3 separate regions of the Homo sapiens genome follow, and regions 2 and 3 are each linked to region 1. The links are chromatin loops, found by intact Hi-C in ENCODE. Cell type or tissue: pancreas. All regions are shown on one strand.

Region 1 (2,500 bases):
ATACCCAAACTTCAGAGAAAGCTCACATTACAAGCAATTAATATAGCATAGCAAAGGAAGAGAAGAGAGGTGACAACTGTAGTGGCTTCTTGCCCCGCCTTGATGAGATGGGAAGGGGAATCTAGCAGGTGGGGCAGACAAGGCTGCCCTTGGGGCAGTTTGTGCTTCACAGTGTTGTGAAGTCCAAGAAAGAGGGTTTTGTCAAGATTCTTTTTTCTGTGTGTTTAAACAGAGTTATACTACAATTGAATTAGTGTTCTCACCCAGACCCCCTGCCATAAAAATCATCAAACAAGCCTGGAAGAATGTTACTGCAGGGACTTTGCCAGCAGAGTGCTAGGATTTCTGGAAGCTGGGTATCTTCTCACACACAGTGGCCAGCATTGGCTTTGGAGTTTCTTGTTTTCCTAGCACCTGAGGAAAACTTTGATTTGCCCCAGAAAGACTGCCCAGGTCCAGGGCAATGCTATTTGACATCGTATCCTCGGTGCATGGGAGTAAATATGCCCCCTTCAGGTGTGGCACAGACTTGAGACTTATGCTGAGGTCAGGCCTCACAGCTGCCTCCCAAGGCTACTGTCCCAGATGGCCCCTTCCCACACACCGGCCACCATGGAGGGATTAGCATGCACGTGTGTGTGTGTGTGTGTGTGTGTGTATGTTTGTGTCTTTGTGTCAGTATTTCTGTGAAGGAGGCAGTCCAAGGGACCAGCAGGAGGATTTGTAGCTGGTGTGTGTGTGTGTGTGTGTATGTTTGTGTTTTGTGTCAGTATGTCTGTGAAGCAGGCAGTCCAAGGGACCAGCAGGAGGATTTGATTATTACTGCCTAGAGACATCTGACGCAGGGGAGCCCTGGTTTCTTGTGGTTGATATACCTGGGCAAGGAAAAGGGAGCTGAGAAGCAATCAGAGAAAGTTGAGCAAAAAGGATGAAGGCAGGAGGAAATAGCTGAAAGAAGACAGAAGAGCCCAGCTCAGACACAGGTGATTAGCAGTTCCTCAGGGTTCCTTTGGGAACCCTGAGGGTTCCTGAGCAGTTCCTTTGGGGTCCAGGGTTTGTGAGGCTCTGCTGGACTACAGGCATCAGCCACCCCTGAGGGAGGCAGCTCTGCACAAAGAAGATACAGTAGCTGGAGGAGCCAGTTCATCCAGCCAGGAATCTTCTGGCCTCACAGCATCTAAAGGGAAAATGCAGAGAGAACAAGTCAGGATTCTTGATTATGGGACTCCCTGTGGAGGGCAAGGCCCTAGAAAAAGTTGGACATCATCTAAGAGTTCTGGCTTCAAAACTCAGTATTGTGTGGTCTTTGTGCACCCTCTTGTGGAGTGAGCAGTGACTCCTGAAGGCTTGCCCAGACCAGGATCATTTCCGTTGGGAGTATCATAGACCAAAGTCCATCCTCAAAATCTGGTCTCCACTCTCACAAAAGGAATGCACACAAATGTCATCCAACTGAAAGTCCTATTTCAGAAACCTTTTGTCCACTCTCCTTCTATTATTCTAGTAATGATTACAGTAGGCTAAACATTGTTTAAGTTTCAAAAGGCAGAAAACCAGAAATTTTTTTTAAAAAAACAGTATTATATGAAGCAATGCTTGTAGAACAATCTATCATCTGTAAGCAGACTATTTTCCTTGTACTGATCAATACTACTCCTTTATTACCTATCTTATCTTTCCTGTCTCTCCACTGAGTTCCATGTATACCTCACACAGTCACACAACTGTTGACACAGTCAAAACTGCAGTTCGCAGATGAGGCAACTGGAACTCAAAGAGGTTATGTAATTTGTGTAAGATTACACAGTTTGTAAGTGACAAAGTCCAGAGTCCAATTCAGGGCTACCAGTTTACATGGTTTTCCACTGAACTTCACTGTTTGCAGAAAAGAGATATACAAAAACATTTAGATAGATCCTTCCACCCACACAGAATTTATTGCTACTAATTGAACAGACTACTGAGTAATGTTATTAAAATATTGTTTTAGGTGTGACATTTTGATAAGAACTTTTTTTTTTTTTTGAGACAGTCTTGCTCTGTCACCCAGGCTGGAGTACAGTGGGGAAATCTCGGCTCACCACAGCCTCCGCCTCCCAGGTTCAAGCGATTCTCCTACCTCAGTCTCTATGGTACCCACCACCAAACCGGGCTGTGTGGTTTTGTTTTGTTTTGTTTGTTTGGTGTGTTTTTGGGTTTGTTTGTTTTTGTTTTTGAGACAAAATCTTGTTCTTGTCGCCCAGGCTGGAGTGCAATGGCATGATCTCGGCTCACTGCAACCTCCGCCTCCTGGGTTCAAGCGATTCTCCTGCCTCAGCCTCCCAGGTAGCTGGGATTACGGGCACCCAGCTACCACCACACCCAGCTAATTTTTGCACTTTTAGTAGAGGCAGGGTTTCACCATGTTAGCCAGGTTGGTCTTTGGTCTCGAATTCCTGACCTCAGGCAATCTGCCCGCCTCAGCCTCCGAAAGTGCTGGGATTACAGGTGTGAGCACTAA
Region 2 (2,500 bases), 270 kb before region 1:
CAAGAAGGCCTGTATCCCTTTTGTTCTTCCAGTAGCCCTTTGTCGTCACACACCATTCCTATTTTTGTCCCATCTCTTCTATTTGGCGGGTCTTCCTGCAGAAGGATACACAAGTGGACACTGACACAACAAGACACACAGAATTGGAAAGGCTTGGGCAAAGAGGGACAATTGCTTTTTGTATCTGACTTGATTCAACATAAGCATAAAAAGCTCCTCCTGCTCCAGTTGAAGCTCCTGTAAGATCTTTAGTACCCTGCGTGGGTGAGTGAGCTTATTTCTACCCCAACACCATCACTCCTCCCAAGAACTCAGAGAAAACAGTGAGATGGGGAACTGGATCTTGATGGAGCCAAGAGGTGGCAGGAGAGCATGTGTCTAAAAATTCATGTTTCTCTCTGTTGGCTCGGACCTGGAATTCCTTTGTGGCACCTTTTTCACTCACTTCAGAAAAAAAAGACAAAACAAAATAATAAGCAAAACCTAATGGCAAAACGAAAGCAACCACAATAATGATTACAATGAAAAAAGAACCCCACCCCAGCCACATGAATGTGACTCATTTTCACGTCTTGTCAGCTGAGTGAGATAATAGGGACATATGGAATTGGGCAGAGAGGAGAAACCCTGCTTCCAAAGAAATGAGAGGCAAAGGAATAATCAAAAGATGGAATAGAAGGAGGCGAAAGGCTCTGACCTTTGCTTTGGGTCAGGGATATGAGGGGGAGATGGGGTGGAGGTGGATTTGTTGCTGTTGCTTGTTTGTATTCAATTAAATACTGTGTAAAGTCGGTGATTCCTCCATTGTTTGATTGATTAAGACTTTGCCCTTTCAGTTAATTGCCAGGGCCTAAGTTGGGTGAAGTTCCTGGGGCTTAGGTCCTGATGCTGCCTCTCCAGGGCAGTGCAGTCGGGAGAGATCACTGGTGGGGAAGTGCCCTTCTCTTAGGAGAAGTCCTAGGCCTGCCCTGCTGGAGGCTCTGTTGTGTGGCTTAGAACCCCTTGATGTAGCAATAGGCCTCTAGTGTGGCAAAGAGTATGTAGAGGAGCCACAGGCTCACAAAGAGCCATGTTGTGGCGAGCTTGCAGCCACGGGGGCCACCAAGCTCCCCTCCCAGGTGCGGCCGCCTTCGGTACAAGAGCACGCTGATGCAGACAAATGCAAAGATGGTGAAGAGGGTGACGGAGAAGGCCAGTGTGCCGGCCGACACGTGGAACTCCTGTCCCTGCAGAGCCCAGTAGATGGCGGCCACGGACCAGGCCAGGCCGATGCCCAGGAAGACATTGACGGCGTTGCTGCCCGTCACGTTGCCAATGGAGGCGTCTGCATATACATCCTGGAGGGCAGCAGCTTTGCTGGCAAACGTATCTGGAAAAGGACAAAGACACATGGGAACTGGTAGGAGGCTAAGGTGTGCAGGGCTTGTCTTCCAGTATGCCCAAAAAGCAGCTTGAGCTGGTGGGCTGAACCCAGGAATGAGAGACAAGGGCTAGGGGGCCACTCCTAACTCCTAGTTCTGCCGCAAGCAAGCCGTGTGGCCCTGGGTAGGTCACATCCCTAGTCTGGGCTTCCCATTCCTCATCTGCAGTGATCTGAAAGATTCTGAAGGGCTTTCCAGTTCTGATATTTACTGAGTGGGCTTATTGTTCTCCTTTGACTACTTTTTCAGTAAGGGAAGTTTGCCATCCCATAATATCTCCCCAGGGAACCTTGACACCCTGGGAAGCTGCTTGGAGTAGATGCCTGATTTTAACTGTCATATGGGGCATTTATTCACGAACCACCAACAGTTATTGAGCAATGCCTACTGATTGAGCACTGGGTGAGGTGCTGGATTTTGGGGACAGAGGACATGTTGGGGAACCATGATGGGGACATGCAGGGTGAACTGTGGACTCAAGGAAGACGGGGCTCTGTCTTTGTGGTTTATATATGTATCACAGGGCCTTGCAGGGTGTTTGACTTTAGATCTTGGCACAGATTGTAGATACAGGGAGGACTGTCAGAGACATCTAGCCCAATTCTTTTATTTTACAGGTAAGAAAAATAAGGGTCAAAGAATTTACCCAAGGTCACATAGGATGTTAGCAAGAGACTTGACCCTAAAGTCCTCATGTAAGGACCCTTTCCATACCTTCAACTATATCCAAAGAGCTTCAGCCAAAGCCACTAAATCAGATGAGTGGATCACAGGGTAACCTTCTTAAAGCCTCAAATGTTGTTAGCTGTTGTCTTGGCCAATTGCAAGGACTTGGAGATGCCCAAAGGTATCTGCCTGGCTTACCTCATTATTGCCATTTTTTTTAGATCTCCCAGAGAAAACCTCTTACCCTTTCTTGCCTATGGCCTTGTTTTTTTGTTTGTTTGTTTGTTTTTGTTTCTGTTGTTATTGTTGTTTTTTGCTTCTGATCCTCTGATATTTCTTCCCACCTCTATGCTTTCCCCCATATTTCCTCCCTCCCCTCTGATAGTTCAGGTCCCCCAAGGCTTGGAGAACAG
Region 3 (2,500 bases), 500 kb before region 1:
TCCCATCAGTCACTACACAGCAGCAGAGAGGAGGGACCTGGGCCTGGAGAGTTCCACAGAAGCCAGGGGCATGGAGATGGCCCCCACATGCCTGCTGCCTTCGCCTTTCTCTTCCAAGAATCCAGAGTGGCTGAATTGGTTCAACCCTCATAACCGATAATTCTCCTGCACTTGAATCTTACTCTCTCCAGTCTATTCTACCACACAGAATGGGACATGGAATCTCTCAAAGCCCAGCTCTGCCCTTCTCTGTCTCTCTGCCTCCTTGTCTCTCTCTCTGTCTCTCTCTCTTACTTACACACACACACACACGCACACTCACACACACCCCATTTAGCAGCCGTCAGTGTGAAATGGATTAAAATCCAAGTTCTTTTTTTTGAGACGGAGTCTCGCTCTGTCCCCCAGGCTGGAGTGCAGTGGCGTGATCTCGGCTCACTGCAACCTCTGCCTCCTGGGTTCACGCCATTCTCCTGCCTCAGCCTCCCGAGTAGCTGGGATTATGGGCTCCCGCCAACATGCCCGGCTAATTTTTTGTATTTTTACATGTTAGCCAGGATGGTCTCGATCTCCGCCCGTCTCGGCCTCCCAAAGTGCTGGGATTACAGGCGTGAGCTACCGCGCCCGGCCTAAAATCCAAATTCTTTAGCAAGACGTCCAAGGGCTTCCCTGATCTGACCCCGATCAGAATCCTTCCTGTCCTGGGGGGGCCCACCTCTCCTTGGAGGAGAGTGTTCTCTTCCTCCTTAAAGGTTTGCCACATTTGTGTGTGCTCCATGAAGGTGCTTGGTAAACATCTGGAAACCCTCAGGACACCTTCCATAGGCCCTTCTGTTCCTTGTTTCCCTGCCATGGCTTCCCCACCGGAGGATAAGCTTCTGGAAGACAGGAGCAGAGACGTGAGTGGGTGGATCGGCAGGGCAACTCTCTGGGCACCCAGTTGCACGACAGCTTTCAGGTTTCGGACTAGTTTTGGCAGTGTTATCAATAAGTGGTGACTTGTTATCCACATTTAAAATTCTTAAATTTGCCTCTCAAAAAATCGCCCAATTTAAAAAATTGCAAAAGAGAACAGAAGAGAAAAGAAAAATTACAAGAAAGTTGGAAACATTTTGCTGACAAAAAATTTTTGAGACCTTTTGGACATTGCTTTATATCTACATGCTTGTAAATGAGCTTCTTTGGTTAAGTGTGAATGATTAAAGCTTTACATGGGTACATGTAGGAAATTCCTTATTTAAGCATAAGGGATTACATGATTTTTGTTTTATTAGAGAATCCCTTCTCCAGCCAAACAAATGTTAAAGAGATTTGAAGGGGCCCCAAGTTATCATCCGCTGCCCAGAAGCCCTCATGTCTCCATCTGATTCTATAAAGGAGTGTGGGTTGGTCAGTCTTTACATTTCCTGTAACTCTTAGAACGCTGTTAAATAAGTGATGCTTTACACGTGGTAGGGCACTTGCTGTGTTCACCGGAATCAAACTAACGGACAAAATTTCAGCTGCACTTATAAATTCTACCACCAGAGGGCAGTAAGTCATCACTGATGGGATTGCCCTGCTGTCCCTTAGGTGCAGGGCAATCCCGTCAGCGGTGTTTGGGGAGGCGGGGAGGGGGGTGCGGAGTGCAGATGCGGGGGAAGGAAGGGATAAGGAAGATGTTTTCATATGGATAATCCTTTGTGGAAGCCGGAAAAACCTGCCAGAGGGATAACTCAGCTTGACCTGATTCACAGCTTCTTAAAGCACTGTGTATAAACACAACTTTCGTATTGATTTTTCTATACATCCAAATTTCCCCTTGATCTTTCAACCACAGTAGTTCTGAAATAATATACACTTCTCTTGCTTATGTGGTTCAGATCTTCTCTTCCCAATTCCAAGACTTCTAATTGGTTCATAAAGCAACATTTAAGAATACGAAGTCCACTTCCTTCCCCATTTAATAAAGGAACACCTATAGTGCCTTCTGAAGGCCTGCTATGTGCCAGGCACTTTACATATCAAGTCCTTTTTATTTATCAAAACAACCCTGTGAAACAGTTACCATTAACCCCATTTTACAAATGGGAAAACGGAGGCACAGAGAGATAAAATCATTGGTCCCAGAACAAGCCAGTGGCAGAGTGAGGATGTGAACCCAAATCTGCTGGCCTGCCCACTCATGCATGTATCCCAGTTTTTCTCCACCTCAGCCCTATTGCCGCTTTGGGCTGGATAGTTCTTTTTTGGGGGCAAGGACTGTGGGCTGTGTATTGCAGGATGTTTAGCAGCGCTATCGGCTTCTACCCCCTTGATATCAGTAGCACTCTTTCCCCTAGTTGCAACAACCAAAAATGTCTCTAGACATTGCCACAAGGCCCCTGGGTAGCAAACCGTCATCGGGGAGAACCGCTGATGTGGAAAAGCCTTGGCTGGGCTTCCGGATGCAGCAGACCAGTGTTGCCTTACAGCAGGAAGCCAGGGCTCTGTCCAGGCGCTGGCCTTCCAAGTGTCCCGC

The links. A loop is a pair of places that touch in the nucleus more often than their neighbours do. Peaks named below come from ENCODE experiments on the same cell type or tissue, not always from the same donor. Only the 100,000 strongest peaks of a DNase experiment are listed, where the experiment ranks them.
Region 2: a loop joins it to region 1, with 4 times the contacts of the local background. A loop is called at or near these places in 27 of 110 quality-filtered maps.
Region 3: a loop joins it to region 1, with 4 times the contacts of the local background. A loop is called at or near these places in 41 of 110 quality-filtered maps.

Annotation. Positions count from the first base shown.
Region 1 is chr14:70,316,735-70,319,234 of GRCh38, forward strand. No RefSeq gene overlaps it. Among named protein-coding and RNA genes, the nearest start is that of COX16, 42 kb to the right of the region's middle. In pancreas, a CTCF peak has its summit at 1,305 (motif pointing left); a DNase peak (open chromatin) is centred at 577; H3K27ac peaks cover 2,297 bases.
Region 2 is chr14:70,044,955-70,047,454 of GRCh38, forward strand. It overlaps SLC8A3 (solute carrier family 8 member A3), which reads right to left. Exons shown (of 7, transcript NM_182932.3): 7 at 1-1,369. The coding sequence ends at 993. Among named protein-coding and RNA genes, the nearest start is that of SNORD169, 68 kb to the left of the region's middle. In pancreas, a CTCF peak has its summit at 1,222 (motif pointing right); a DNase peak (open chromatin) is centred at 1,247.
Region 3 is chr14:69,817,356-69,819,855 of GRCh38, forward strand. No RefSeq gene overlaps it. Among named protein-coding and RNA genes, the nearest start is that of SLC10A1, 21 kb to the left of the region's middle. In pancreas, CTCF peaks have their summits at 1,522 (motif pointing right) and 1,727; no DNase peak of the experiment used is centred here.